3 separate regions of the Homo sapiens genome follow, and regions 1 and 3 are each linked to region 2. A link is a loop called in an ENCODE intact Hi-C map of the cell type or tissue named here. Cell type or tissue: endothelial cell of umbilical vein. All regions are shown on one strand. Region 1 overlaps KIRREL3 (kirre like nephrin family adhesion molecule 3). Region 2 overlaps LINC02725 (long intergenic non-protein coding RNA 2725). Region 3 holds the start of LOC107984409 (a long non-coding RNA gene).

Region 1 (5,000 bases), 1.7 Mb after region 2:
CCAGGGCCCCCAAGCCTGGAGCATCAAATGAGCATTGGCGTTTCTGGGGAAAAGCAGGTGGATAAAGGAGGAGCTGACATCTGCTGTCACTTTAGACGTTCAGACATTTCCAAGGGAGATTTAAAGAGATTTCTTGAGGAGAGAATGCCCCCTGGGGAACACAGGCCGGGAGGGACATTTCTCTTGGACGGGGAGGGCACTGAAACCCGGGCCCTGGCGCTGACCAAGGTTGAATCTGCACTCTCCAGGTCTCTTTCTCTCCCCTCCTCTGCCTCCACCCCTGCCAGCACAAGCTCCCCGAGGCTTCCAGGCAGAGAAAAGCTGGAGGGATTGGAGGGAAGCAAAGAAGCTGCTTGTTTATTTCTTGACTAGGGTGGCCTCACACACCTGGAGGCAGGTGGATGAGTTCAGTGGCCCCGGAGGGGAGCGCACCAGACCTGCCAGGGGGCGAACTGTCTGCCCCTGCTTCTGCAGAGCAGGCAGAGGGAGGGGGGACGCCCAGTGGATGGGACCTGGGCATGGGCTGGAGGGAGCTGGTGATATGAAAGCATTCAAATGAGATCAGGTTTTTATCGCGACAAATCCCAGCCTTGGACAACTGCTGGCCAGCGCAGCAGTCCTTTGGGAAAGAAATTGGCACACACCTCAACCGATTTGGCTCAAATCAGGTATCTGCAGGAAGGGGAGAGAAATCTTACTAACCCTCACCCCATTTCCCTTTATCCTGGTTTTCATTTTCTTTTAAGAAGCAGATGCATTTGATGATGGCTTTTAGAATCATGAAAACCCCTCAGGGAATTCCTAGCTCCTGGGAAGCACAAGGAAAAGGTTTTGTGTGTGTGTGTGTGTGTGTGTGTGTGTGTGTGTGTGTGTTTTGTGTGTCTGTGCATGTTGGGTTTTTTGTTTTTTTTTTGTTTTTTTTTTTTGAGCTGGAGTCTCGCTCTGTCGCCCAGGCTGGAGTGCAGTGGCGCAATCTCGGCTCACTGCAACCTCCACCTCCCAGGTTCAAGCAATTCTCCTGCCTCAGCCTCCCAAGTAGGGAGGCTAAATAATAAATACTAAAAATTTTTGTATTTTTAGTACAGACGGGGTTTCACCATATTGGCCAGGCTGGTCTTGAACTCCTGACCTTGTGATCCACCCTCCTCAGCCTCCCAAAGTGCTAGGTTTCTAGGTGTGAGCCACCGCACCTGACCAGAAAAGGTTTTATATTATCATCACGTTTTAGTCCAGCAATAAAACAAAGCACCATCCGGTTCCTAAAACATCAATCTCCTCATCTCTTTGGGTCCTAGACCTGTTGGAGCTGAAGGATTTTTAGGAAGGAGGGCAGCGCTCAGCCCATTCTTAAAGCCATGGAGGGTCCCCCACGCCCACCTCACGCTGCCCCGAGCCCTTTTGCCTTCTCAAACTCAACAGAAGTCACTGGAGTGTCTACAGTACCTTTTCTCCCTTGGCTGAGAGCTACTCATAGAAATGCAAATCTGCTTTAATTAAGGTGGCTAATAAACAGCAATTATGTTTGCAGCAATTTTTGTTTTGTTCCTGCATAATTCTGTGTGTTCTCCAGATGCGTTGCTCCCGGCTGTCTTTCCTCTGGTATCTGCCATCTAAGTCCCAACTGTGACCCCAGGGATTGGAAAGGGAGCATGACAGTTTCCGTCCCTACTCCCATCCTTCAACCACCCAGCCCAGCCAGGAAGCCAGCAGAGCCCAGGCTAAGCTAGCTGCTCCTTCTTTTGTCTTTCACGGCCAGGCAGGCGTCACAGGGGAAAGACTTGGGTTAGGTAACAGGCGGAACTGGACAGGAGGCGCTGGGGAACAGGCTCCCCTCCACCAGGTGAACTCTCTTGGCTGTGCAATGTGGTGAATGAGACAGGCGCTCTCAGAACCTGACACCCATAAACATGTGCCACACTCTGTGATATGATAATATTGGGGTCAGTTTGGGAGCCATGGCCTCACTTGGGCAGTCTGGGTATGGACGTGGAGGCAGACAAGATGATGAACTGCAGGACCTCCTGAGACACAGGTGGGAGGAGGGCTGTGAACACGGCCAGCGCATGCATTCCCCCTGTCCGGGGTGATTCCCGCCCTAAGGAGAGGGACAGCAACCATTTCTTCCCGTTGGCCCGTCTGGCCGAGCAGCTCCCATTTGTTAGGCAAGGGCGCCCTCTACTGGATATCTGAGGAATGGCTCGCAGGGGTGCCGCTGGCTGAGGCGGGGGAGTCTTCCTTCATCTAGACACCTCCCCACCCCCTCTGCAGGCTTACCACCTCCTCCCTAAAGCTTTCCCCGTCCGCCAGATAGAATTATTCTCTCTCCTCTGAAGTCGGTTAGCACTTTATCTGCACCGCTCCTGTGGTACTAACACTCACCACCTTTTATTACAGTTATTTGTATCTTCTGGGGGTTCTGACTTAGAAGCATTCGCTCATGATCCCTTGAGAGGTTTATGACTGAATGCCTAATTTATCTCTGAGTCCTCTACCTTGCACTTTACCTTGCACATACAGGCCTTCGGCAAATGTTTGCTGAATGCTTGGATTAATGAATACACTTCTGAACCCACCCAAGAGGGCGCCAGCAGGGACGTGCCCTTCCCGGGTGCCTAATGGGACGCTGTTTCTCAACAGGACCCCCCATCATCTCCAGCACCCAGACCCAGCACGCCCTCCACGGCGAGAAGGGCCAGATCAAGTGCTTCATCCGGAGCACGCCGCCGCCGGACCGCATCGTGAGTGCTCCAGGGACGGCGGGCGGGGGCCGGGCCAGCAGCCCAACAGTCACTTTTGCCAATACCTGGGTGGCCAGCCAGGCGGTGCACACCTCCGAGGTTCCTCTTTCTTGCTGAGGAAAATTATACCTGCCTTGGCTGTCTTGGAAAAGCATCGTGAAGACACAATTGCAGGCCTTTCTCAGAACAGGCAGTGCTCTCCCAGGGTTCAGCTGCCATTCTGCTGAGCTCTGACATGAACGGCTCTGACCAAATTCCGCATCCTAAGGGCAGAGGGGCACACGAGGGTAGTGGAGAGAAAAGACAAGTGACTTCTTCTCTTCCTGGGCTCCAGGCCAGTCTTTAGCAAAATCTTAGAGCGCAGGTAATAGTTGGCAACCCCTTTCTGTGCCTCCTGGAGCCCTCCTTGCCAGGTCTCTGTGGCCTTTACTGTCCATGGTAGCCTGCCCTGTTGCCTATCAATCGTCCCCTCTAAAGTGACCATTCCATTCTCTCTCCCTTCCTCAAAGAACTTATCCCTGCAATGCAGCTAAGGCAACTGAGGAGTCCACCCTCAGCGCCTCCTACCAGCTATCTGCTTGGTTTTTTTGTTTGTGTGTTTTTTGGGTTTGTTTGTTTGTGTTTGTTTTTTGAGATGGAGTCTCGCTCTATCACCCAGGCTGGAGTGCAGTGACACAATCTCGGCTCACTGCAACCTCCACCTCCCAGTTCAAGCAATTCTCATGCCTCAGCGCCTCTTGAGTAGCTGGGATTACAGGCATCTGCCACCACACCTCGCTAATTTTTGTATTTTCAGTAGAGATGGGGTCTCACCATGTTGGTCAGGCTGGTCTCAAACTCCTGGGCTCAATCGATCCTCCTACCCCAGCCTCCCAAAGTGCTGGGATTACAGGCGTGAGCCACCATGCCCAGCCAGTATCTGCATTTTTTTAAAGGGAGGGTCTTACTGAGCAGGAGCCTCATGTCTGTAATCCCAGCACTTTGGAAGGCTGAGGTGGGAAGATCGACTGAGCCCAGGAGTTTGAGACCAGCCTGGGCAACATAGTGAGACCCTGTCTCTACAACAACAACAAAAAAATTAAGGTGAGGGCAGAGTCTTTTTTTCCCTCTTTCTTTTTTGAGACAGAGTCTCTCTCTATCACCCAGGCTGGGTGCAATGGTGCAATCTTGGCTCACTGCAACCTCCACTTCCTGGGTTCAAGCAATTCTCCTGCCTCAACCTTCCAAGTAACTGGGATTACAGGCACCTGCCACCACACCCAGCTAATTTTTTTGTATTTTTAGTAGATAAGGTTTCACCATGTTGGCCAAGCTGGTCTCAAACTCCTGACCTCAGGTGATCCAGGGGCAGAGTCTTGTACTCAAATCCATCTAAAACTGGAGGGATCTCAGGCATGAAAACAAAGAAAAGTGAGCATTTTATAGCACTACTCGGGGAAAACTTATTTGTAGTAATTCCCAGTGTATGGCAAAATCCTGCTAGAAGACTGTCCAGGGGTGGAGTGGGCAGGGCAGTTGTGCAGGGAGGGTGGGGCTGGCCCAGATGTGAAGCAGCTGAGGTCACCCCTAACCCGTGCATGCGGGGGCTGAGACACCCAGGCTGCACCAACTGAAACTGTCATCCTGTTAACTAAGATATTATTAGAGTATTATTGCTGCTACACGCTTTCTCAAGCATTCAGTTCATTCACTGTCTGAAAGATTCACAAAAAAATTGCAAGAACTCATGAATAAAACTAATACCTACGCCTCCCCATTCACTTTGCTTTTTGATGTTTTTAATTATAAATGTAACACATGCTCATTGTCAAATATTCCATTCACTCTTGGACATTTTCACACCTTCTCTCCAGAAATATCTGATTCTAGGCCAGCGGTTCTCACTGGCCCCAGGGGACATTTGGCAGTGCCTGGAGACATTTTGGTTGTCATCACTTGGAGGATACTCCTGGCACCGGGTGTGTAGAGGCCAGGGTGCTGCTGACATCCTGCAATGCCTGGGAGAGCCCCACGGCCAGGAATGGGTCAGTCCAGCGTGACAATAGCAGCAAGCTTGAGAAACTCAGTCCCTCTCATCAGCCCCGAACCAGGATATACGAGGCGCTTACACGATGAGGTGCAGACAGTGTATGTGGCCGGCTCTGAAAACTGTTAACCAGCAGCCCTGTAAACTAAGGCAGACGAAGGTGATCGCAAACACAGCTCTGTAGACACATTTCTCACACAGACATACAACATCACACAGGTAGACGCGTTCATGGG
Region 2 (5,000 bases):
ACTGCTATCTTTAATTGGATGTATCACTTAAGAATATTTGGTTCTCAACAAGGAACATTAATGATCCTAGTACAAAATCAGGATGCTGAATTATATGAGTTCTGTCATCCTATGCTGTTCTAACCTATAAGTCTATGTCTCTATTCAAGGCAGATTTTGGTTTTAGTTAAAGGGGAATACAAAGACAAGTAATAAATCATTTCTGTCCTTACAGATGAGTGGTAAGACATCTACACAAATAGCTATAAAAATCCACCAACTCTTGATGCCAACTGTAAGAGAAGCTAAAAAACAGAATGTGCCTGCTACATTCTGGCATCACTAAGTAATTCTGAGTCTTCATACTTATGTCTGATTGTAGCATCTATAATAGCAGAAATTACAAATGAAAAATACAATTGAAACAAGTGCTTCGTATTTCTATGCAGCTGGCAAAATCTGCCCCTCTTGGATCCAAAGCTGGCTTTGCAGGGAGAATTAAATATCTGATTGTTGGTAATAAGAGACCTGACTGAATTGGATCTTATGGTCCATAATAACTTAAAGACAACAGTCAAGGTAAAGACTTAAATGGGTAATAATGTGCTTAGTGACAGTTGTTGGAGCTAAGATGGCCTTTGTTTTCCAGTACAACTTCTCCACTCACTGTCTCCTCAATATGTTTTCAATCTCCCTACACTGGTATCATTGCTCATGTAGTTCCTTCCATAAGAGGTATGTCCCCTGATCCATAAATCCATAAGAATCAGCTGCAGCTTCATTTCTTTTTTTTATGGAGTTTTGCTCCTGTCACCCAGGCTGGAGTGCAGTGGCGCGATCTCGGCTCACTGCAATCTCTGCCTCCCAGGTTCAAGTGATTCTCCTGCCTCAGCCTCCTGAGTAGCTGGGATTACAGGTGCCTACCACCAGGCCTGGCTAATTTTTGTGTATTTTTAGTAGAGACAGGGTTTCACCATGTTGGCCAGGCTGGTCTTGAACTCTTGACCTCAGGTGATCCACGTGCCTCAGCCTCCCAAAGTGCTGGAATTACAGGGGTAAGCCACCGCACCCGGCTGCAGCTTCATCTCTTGAAGAAAGCTTTTGGCTACTTTGCCATGCAGTGATTTTTCCATCTTCTGAGTTAAATGTATTTTATGTTTTCTCATTTCATTTGAAAATCATGTGGTGCCTTCTTCCATCTTACGTGAGGATGATGCTAGCTACTCTAACAAATTCCAAAATTTGAGTGACTTAACCCAACAGAAACTTATTTCTTGTTCGTGACATAGTCCATTGCAGATTTCCAGCCATTAGGTGTTTTTCCTCCACGTGATGGTTCAGGAACCCAGGCTTCTTCCGTCATGCTCTCTATAAATAGTCCCAAGGCCTTGGAGTCTTCTGTATGCATCCAAAAGACCAGAGAAGCCATCCTATCTTAGCCTCAAAATGACAAACATTTTTCTCATTTTGCATTGGAACAGAACTAGTCACATGGCCTCACTTGCAAGGGTGATGGGAAATGGAGCCCCTGGCTAAAGGGCTCCTTCCAAGGGCAATCCTTAATTACGGAGGTGGAAGCTTGAATTTTGGTTGATGGTTAGCTTTGTCACACATTTTATATTCTTAATTCTCTCTCTGAAACATTTCTAATTTCAGTCCTTAAAATTCTTGATGGAGACGGAGAGCTGTTATGCAATCCGTCTTAATTATGCAATAATTTTATGCAATAATTTTAATCTCCCACAGCATATACTACTACCTTGAGCATATTTTGTTCTCATTAAGTGTCTTAATTGGTTTGTACTGAGTTAGAACAGTATACCAGAATTACTGCGATGCCAACTTCCCCCAAAGTGCCTGCATATTACTCTCTTCTCTGGTTTGTTTACTCCTAGGTAGGAATAAATAAGTGGAATGAGAGAGTTCCCTTTACAAATGTAATGTTGTACTTTACTCAGTGATACTTAGTCCACAGACATTGTGGGATAACCACAATGAACCAAACATCATGCCAAATGCTTTGGTAAAAGAAACAAAAATCTTATGGTCCCTGACCTTAAGGAGTTTGGCAAGACTGATGAGAAAAATCTGTAATGAACTTGCAGGCTGATAGACCCATATGTACAGAATGGAATGGACTTTATAATTTGAGCACAGAGGGGAGGTCTGTCTCCTTATAGTTTGATCCATTGAGATGAGCTCTACATAGAAGCCCTGAGATCATTCTTCATCCTGATAAAATCAACAGTACTACTATTAATAATAAAAAACAACCTGGTATGCACAATATGTTCTATCAAACATTCTCAAGTGTATCACATATTCTCTCATGTGTATCATGTCGTTTGCTCCCCATTACAACAATCCTTTGCAGTAGATGTTGTTTTCATTTTGGTTTGGGAAATTTAAAAAACTGAGGCTCAGGGAAAAGCGAACTTCCTAATATTATAAAATTAATAAATAGTGGCACTTGGAGTTGTCCCACTGACTGTTGCATGTTTTGTATTTATGTATCACACACTTTTTCTTCCCTTAAGCTTTTGGCGAGAAAAGTCAAAACGACAGAGCCAATGATTGAAAACATCTCTGTGCCCTCAGAGGTCTAATGAATGGGTGGGTTGGCATTTACAAAGCCACATGTACCAGTTTAGACCACTAGGGGGCCGTTATCAAATTGCTTTTTCCAGTGAGAGTGCTAACTAGTACCTCAACTATGTGATTCTCCGGAGACCCCAAAATATCAAGGATTGAGTTAGGGTCCAAAATTACCAGCTTTTCTTGAATATAGCAAGAGTTCAGATAGAGAGAGCCCTTCACTGAGAGTACAGAGTTCACAAACAGAAGCTTGGAGTCCATATTGGCTCCAGACCATCTTGCCAATAACAGAGAACTCTGTTGAAATTGAGCGCTGTTACAGCTCCACCTGCTGGAATTTTCCTAAACCAACAATTGGAATTTCCACAGAAATTTACTAAGTGTGACAATCCAAGACAGAATTTAAAATCTTAGTGTCAATCCATCTCTCTCTTCAAAAGATTTGCAGTAACACATGTGTGAAATAAGATAATGTCCCATGGAAAAAAGAATAGTCACAAAAAGTTATCTTACTTTCCATATGTGTAAGTATAGCTTTTCATGTGGTAAGAGATAACTTGACCTTAAATGTGCAATTTTAGATGAAAATATGATAAGAATAGTCTCTATTTTACTACCTAAAGCAAAAGTGGAATCAGTGATGATATAGAAATGCAATAACCTCAGAGTCCATAAAGCTGAGTATATTTATACAATACATTGATCTGCAGAGTATTTTTATCTTCATCTCTCTTCTATGGGCTCAAAATAAAGGTCAAATTTAGTCTTCAGTGAGATTTCCAGGGAGAGCTCTCCCTTAAAGATCTGCAGTCAAAACTTGCTTTCATGTTCTTTTTCCCTCCTCATTCTTTTCTTTTCCAGATCTTTTCACCCCCTTCGTTTCCACCCCTATCCTCCCATAAACCTGGGGCAAACTGTAGTCCATGAGCAGCAATACCAGCAACGACATCTTGGATTCGTTAAGAGCTTTGCAGATGAGCTCAAACTCATATTTCATCTCATTCCTGAAGTCATCAGATTCAAGCTTGTCACATTTTCTGAACACAAAGCTCCAGGCATGTTTTATTCATTATCTGTTCTCGTCTTTGAGACAAACACCTGCAACCCATTTCAGGGTCGAGAGACATTCATGAAGTTTCAACCCACCATGCTTAGGTTTTCATATTTCTACTTGGGCCAGGAATGTCAGAGTGTCATGGTTCCTACAGCCACTTAGTAGCCTCTCTAAGTCCTAGGGCCAGTTGCTCATGAAGGTGTCCTTGCTGTTGGCATTTGAGGGCAAAGTTGAAACTGACATAGGGACAATCTTTTATCAGCTTTTTACATTGTACGACTTAAGCTCTAAGCCATTTTCTTAAAATGCTTGAGGACGTTGGCATAGAACCCAAGGTAAGTAATGTTGAACTGAGTGTGCTGCCCTGGTGACTGTTACAGTGTTCTACATACACAACTTCATGCCTCATTGATAATGGGGATTAGTGATTGTAACACTGTGACTCACAAGATGAAAGCCCGAAGTCTAGTTTGGTCACTGGCTTCTAGGTAACCTTGGACAGTGGTTCTACTTCCCTGCCATGGTATATCTACTGTTGAAGAAGGATACTTGTAAACTAATCAATCATCTGCCAAAAAAAAAAAAAAACCTTTCCTTATCTAGTGCTCAAAAGAGAGCACATGGAATAGATTGTGTGTTCCCTCTAGAATTTGTAAAGTAAGAAATGAGCAAATACATTCCAAAAATACGCAATAGAATAAGTCAGTGGTAAAAGAGAAATACATCTCAGATCTTCTGATTCCTAATCCACTGACGGAGGAGAAAACACTGTTCTTGTGATGGCGTCTTCCTTGACGATAAATAATTTAACACTTTTAAAGTAATTTGAAATGTTAGAAGAAAAACAGAATTGGTTTAAAGTTTAGAGATTAAAATGAACATACACTAACAAACTGCATCTCAGCTTTCCATATATGCTTATCTTTTTGTACTCTGACAAAGCTATTAACTCACAAATTAATTAACCAACTAAACAAAGTCAATATAAAAATAAAGGGACAACGGTCCCAGAAGGTTAAAATGCAAGGTACTTGCACAGCAAAATTGCCAGCAAATACCACTCCTTTTTCTTGAATTCACAGAAAAACAAATCTGAAACTAAGTTAGAAAGCAATTGGTCAGTCAGCCAATAACCAGGATACCAGGCCTGGGACCTCCTATAGAGTCATGCCATTTCAGAAAGGGGTAGGATCTATGACAAGCAACAAACAAGAAGGAGAAGTGAGCCAGCAGACCATAAAGGGTGATTTCACTCCATCTCAGTTTATATTCTGATGATTACGTTCTGGGCAACATCAATTTCTTCCTACTCACCTGCTGGAGGAGATAAACATCATGGCCTGACACATACTCTACCTTTTCAACCATGACT
Region 3 (5,000 bases), 700 kb before region 2:
CCAGCGCACAGCAGGCAAATCCCTTCCCACGCGGATGACCACGGCCACTGGGACCTGAAGCTGGGAATAGGCAGCCACCGGAGAAGCGCGGCCGAGAGCTGGGGGCTGAAACTGCTTTCTCATCTATGAAGGGGCTGGTTTTCTCATCCTCACTGAAGGCCAGAGGAAATTAGACTTCAACCTCACCCGTTAGGATGTGGGTTGGAGATCAGGAAGAAGCTTGGGTTTTAGGGGTGTGGAGAGGCAGGAGTCCATTTCAGCGGGAAATGGACACAAACTTCTACAGACACGGAGCCTGCATCTATCTTTCTGGGAGGGGTTCCGGTGGCCGCTTACCGACAGGCAGGGCACGGGGCTGGTGTTTTTGGAAATCTTATCACAAGGCCCTCACTCCTGGGCTTGCACCAGGGAGGCGAGCCCCAGTTATCCCGCTCTGCAGTGGCTCCCAGGAGCAGGGGTATGTTTCTGACGACAGTCACCTCTGGCTATTGCTCTGATTCTGCCTTTCTTCAGGTTGCCTGGGTCTATCCCATAAATGAGCCTGTGATCACTGGGTACAAGCTCCCTTGCAGCTTCCTTTCTGTCTGAGGTCCCAGGGATACCCGCTAGCCCTGCTGCTCACATCTTGCCTCCTCACTCGGCATGTTTCTCTTTCTGTTCTAAATGTCCCAGCTCATGCCCCTCCATGGTACCATCCCCATTGACCCCAGCCCCACTAGGGCCCCCAATCCTGGGTCTCAGCTGCCAGTGAATGCTGCAGCCCTGCTTCAGTTGCTCAGTCAGCACCCCACGCAGAAAAGCGCCTCGGGCGGAAGCTGGCGGCACCAGAGTTTCTGTCTTTGCCTGCGTAGCCATGTGGGTTAGGGAGCCCCAGGGACGCCAACAGCCAGACCACAGGCGGGCTAATTTCCAAATGCTGACACAGTGAATGCCACCCATATTTCACCAGTGACTGGAGAGCAGATGCTGGGCATTCGTGGGCCCTGCTTGTGCCTGGGGATGGAGAGAAGGCAGGACACTTGAGGCAGATGCCAGTGCTGCCTCTGAGCTGTTGATGCTCCCTGCCCTGGAGTTCACAAAAATAATCCTCTACATGGTGCATAGAGTGTTTTTGTGTTTTTTGAAGTATTACAGGCAGGCCCCGGCGACATGATCTTCGTCTCCCAGATAGGGAAATTCTGAAAATCAGGAAAGGGGCTGGGCGTGCCCCTGTCACATAGCTGGTAATTGGAGCTGGGTCTCTGGCCTTCAGGGCACTTTCCTCTGTGGTCACACCTGGGTTTCAGAGCCACCTGGCCTCCACTTTTCTGAGCAGCTTCCTTCAGCATTTTCTTGTTTCCTCTGTGCTTGCATCCCGCCTGCCCCTTGGGGTCACCCTGTTTCCAGGCTATTGCGTCTCCAGGCCCCTTGGTCCAGCTGATGTGGGTTACAAGGCCCACCCGTGAGGTGGCAGTGGGCTAATTTTCAATAATCCAGTTGGTGACTGTTCTTCAGAGAGAATCTTCTGGAATCTCTGACTTAGTGACGGCACAGAGACTTCCTGAGTTCCTTAAGTCACGTCTTCCTTCCCTTAAGTCACTTCTTAAAAAAATCAATTCATTTCTACAAGAACTCATGTATGCATTTCACACAGTGAAACCTGTGCAGTGTCACGCACTTATATCAGACGGTCATTGCCTCTCTTTTACATTGTCAGTATGGAATTCTTCACGGGAAACCTGCCACAGTGTCCTGCCGGCCTGTCTAGTCAACAGTTCTTCATGTCTCACTGAAGTCCCTCTTGCCATAAATCCAAGTCATGTTTCTATAGTGTCGCTCATCCATCCGGATTCTCCCAAGCACTGCATCATTTAATCTGAACGATGGCCCTGGGAAGTAGATAGCATCATTGTCATCTGACAGATGAGAAATCCGAGGCCTGGCTCCTGCCCGGTCTGGGGCCAGACAGGTGTCCTTCCGGGCGCCCTTCTGAAATCAATGCCGACCTCTCTTGCGCAGTGCCCTCGGCAGGCGCCAGGGGGCGCTGCTGCTGCTGGTAAGCGGGAGGCCCGGCGGAGGCGAGTGTGGGCCTTGCCGCGCCTCCTCTCCCGCCTGCGCTTTGCTGCCCGCCGTCTGCAGCACCAGTGCCTACTTACGGGTACTTTTCAAGGTCACTTCTAGTTACTGTTTCTTTCTAAGTCCTTATCACAATCTATAATTACTCTGTTTATTTGGCTCCTTTTAATTTCCTGCCCAGCTCCCCCACTTCCCTGGGTCTTGAGAAGGCCGTACCCCAGTGCCCAGCACAGGCGGCTCCCACTACAGATGCCCTGAGAGACGCAGACGGGAGGGCTAGCCAGGAGAGGGCACGCAGGGAAGGGAGGTGAGGAGGGAGGGCCAGCCTTTCCCCCAGACCTTCCTTCCTTTTCCCTCCTGCCTTAGACATAGGAATTCACTCATCTTCTGGGCCAGATCTTTAGGGAACTTGGCGTGGAGACATCAGGTTAAGATCTGGGTTCTGTCCGGGAGCGGTGGCTCGGGGCTGTAATCCCAGCACTTTGGGAGGCTGAGGCAGGAGAATTGCTGGAGGCCAGGAGTTCAAGGCCAGCCTGGGTAACCTAGTGAGACCTCATCTCTACAATCAATACACTAGCCCGGAGTGGGGCACTTGCCTGTGGTCCCAGCTACTTGGGAGGCTGAGGCGGGAGGATCCCATGAGATGGGAGGTAGAGGCTGCAGTGAGCTATGATTGTGCCACTGCACTCCAGCCTGGGCAACAGAGCAAGACCCTGTCTCAAAAAGAGCTGCGTTCCTACCCCAGTTCTGCCTCATATGAGTTTTTAAAATTCTCTAAACCTCAGTTCCCTTCCTTGTCAAACAGAGAAAATTAGACCTACTTCATGGGGTCGCTGTGAGATTGAATGAAATAATTTCTGCCAAGCCCCTACCACAGTTGCTGGTATGTGACAGAGATTCAACAAGTGTCTGTTCCTTTTCCCCTGTGGGAATTCCATGCCTAGAAGGGACTAACCATTTAACCCCAATCCTGTAGAGTGAAATCAACCCCTTATGTGCCTTCAATCACATAAGAGGGGTGACCTGCCTGGTGGCATGGGGGTCTGGTAGCAAATACACTACCACCTTTCAGGTCTGTGCCAAAGTCACATGGGAAAGGATGAGTTTTAATGAGTTTCTTCCAATAATTAAACCCAAGGTAGACATATAGCTACCAACTGAGTCCTATAGTAGACTAAATTCTAACCTTCTAGCTCTGTGAACTTGGATCAATCACTTAGCCTCTCTGGTGTTTGATCTCCTCCTTTAGACACTGGGAATAGTAATGCTGTCTATGTCACAGAGTGACATAGACGCTCCGTAAACTACTGAGTTTACCCCTGGAGACCGCCTGGAACACAGTGAGATCTGTTAATGTCAGTGATTTCTGGTCCATGGATGAGAAGGAAAATTACCCCAACTGAACTAGTTTCAAGAAAACTTTATGGAACATTTATTATTGGCCAGTCTCTTTTATACATCTTGTCTTCCCTCACCTTCAAATAACTCTGAAAAGTATGTGCCCTTCCCATTTTTCATTCATTCCTCCATTCACTCCTTCAACAAACCCTAGCTGTTGCCACGGAGACACGTGCCATTTGAACAGTTGTTAATCGTCAATCAAATATGGTGGTGCAGAGTTGACATTTAACTGTTCTTGCCTGTTTTTCATGGTAGGGCTCACTGCTGTGTTGCGAACCTCCTTAAGGAGTGGATGTTTTTCTCTGGGCACTTCTGCTTGGTCTGTAGCATGCATTTCCTTGTCTCTTCATTCTTAGCTGCTCTTACTTGCCAGTGTTCTTTGCCTCCGCATCCCTTCTCATCCCTCCCCATCCCTCGCCATCCCTCGCCATCCCTCCCCAACCCTCGCCTTCCCTCACCATCCCTCCCCATCCTGCCCCATCCCTCCCCATCTCTCGCCATCGTGGAGCTTCTCGCATTCCCTTTGCCCACTCTATTTTATCTACATTTTCTTCAGTTTCTCCAAGCTCTTGCACAGGGTTTAGCTGCTCTTGCACTTTTTAAAACTTTTAAACCCTTTATTAAGCCAATAAATGCTAAAATTAGGTAGTTTTTAAAAATGTAAATAAATACCCAGAAACACATTTTTATGTATGTTTTCAGGCACAATATTGAGTTCAAAATACATGAGATCTATGTGCTATTACTCACTGTAGAAAATCTAAGCTTAACTTAAAAAGACAAGATGGGGACAATGCTCCCAGGTGCATCCTGAGCCATTGCACAGGCACTCGTCCTTGCCACCTGTCAGCATTGGCACTTATGAATCCACCATGTGCAGTGTCCACACCATCCCTGGATGTTTGCTTGGTCATTAGTTCAGTGAGCAAGTGAAAAACTAGCTCAGCTACAACTTAGAGAAAAAAATAGCTTCTCTCTCCCCTGGCCTTCTCTATTTGGAGAGAGCCCTGAGGCCCAGTGAGCAGTGTTGGGTATAACATAGGGATGCAGCTGACAGGTCCCTGCACTTGTGGCACTCCCAGCCCAGGGGAGGGCACTGACCTTGGTCAAGAAAGATTTTTAGAGTCTCTACTGTGGGTCCACATGCTGGGTATTCAGAGGAAGGCAAGACGGGCTGCTGTCCTGGAGGGTGTGTTCTGTAGAGGGGAGATCGACAATAAGTGAATGCATCACCAGCAGGGAAATAAACAACCAACCTGACAGCCACTCTTGATAAGAGATGGAAAGAAGCCAAGACAGGATGGAGTTCCCACTGGAGCAGTGGGTGCTACCTTAGATTGGATGCTAAAAGGCTCTCGAAGAAGGTGGTGATGGAGCTAGGTCCCTAGCGACATGGAGCAGCCAGACATGGGAAGGCCTAGAGCGGAGCAGCCCTGAAGGAGGAAGCAGCAGGTGCCGAAGCCCAGGGCAGGAGCTGCGCCGCACATTGCAGAGCAGAGGGGGTGGGAACATAGTGAGCTAGGTGACAGAGGGGATGACTTTGG

The links. A loop is a pair of places that touch in the nucleus more often than their neighbours do. Peaks named below come from ENCODE experiments on the same cell type or tissue, not always from the same donor. Only the 100,000 strongest peaks of a DNase experiment are listed, where the experiment ranks them.
Region 1: it touches region 2 in a loop (28-fold over the local background); 11 of 110 quality-filtered maps call a loop at or near these places.
Region 3: a loop joins it to region 2, with 6 times the contacts of the local background. A loop is called at or near these places in 18 of 110 quality-filtered maps.

Annotation. Positions count from the first base shown.
Region 1 is chr11:126,438,187-126,443,186 of GRCh38, reverse strand. KIRREL3 (kirre like nephrin family adhesion molecule 3) reads left to right here. Exons shown (of 17, transcript NM_032531.4): 11 at 2,638-2,738. Among named protein-coding and RNA genes, the nearest start is that of ST3GAL4, 85 kb to the right of the region's middle. RefSeq lists an enhancer at 1-638. In endothelial cell of umbilical vein, a CTCF peak has its summit at 2,181 (motif pointing left); a DNase peak (open chromatin) is centred at 2,176.
Region 2 is chr11:128,155,729-128,160,728 of GRCh38, reverse strand. All of the region lies in intron 2 of LINC02725 (long intergenic non-protein coding RNA 2725), which reads right to left. Among named protein-coding and RNA genes, the nearest start is that of LINC02098, 51 kb to the left of the region's middle. In endothelial cell of umbilical vein, a CTCF peak has its summit at 2,650 (motif pointing right); a DNase peak (open chromatin) is centred at 2,768; H3K27ac peaks cover 422 bases.
Region 3 is chr11:128,857,048-128,862,047 of GRCh38, reverse strand. All of the region lies in intron 1 of KCNJ1 (potassium inwardly rectifying channel subfamily J member 1), which reads left to right. It overlaps LOC107984409 (a long non-coding RNA gene), which reads right to left and starts at 4,615. Exons shown (of 3, transcript XR_001748442.2): 1 at 4,558-4,615. RefSeq lists a silencer at 1,880-2,174 and an enhancer at 2,075-2,334. In endothelial cell of umbilical vein, a CTCF peak has its summit at 2,010 (motif pointing right); a DNase peak (open chromatin) is centred at 2,137.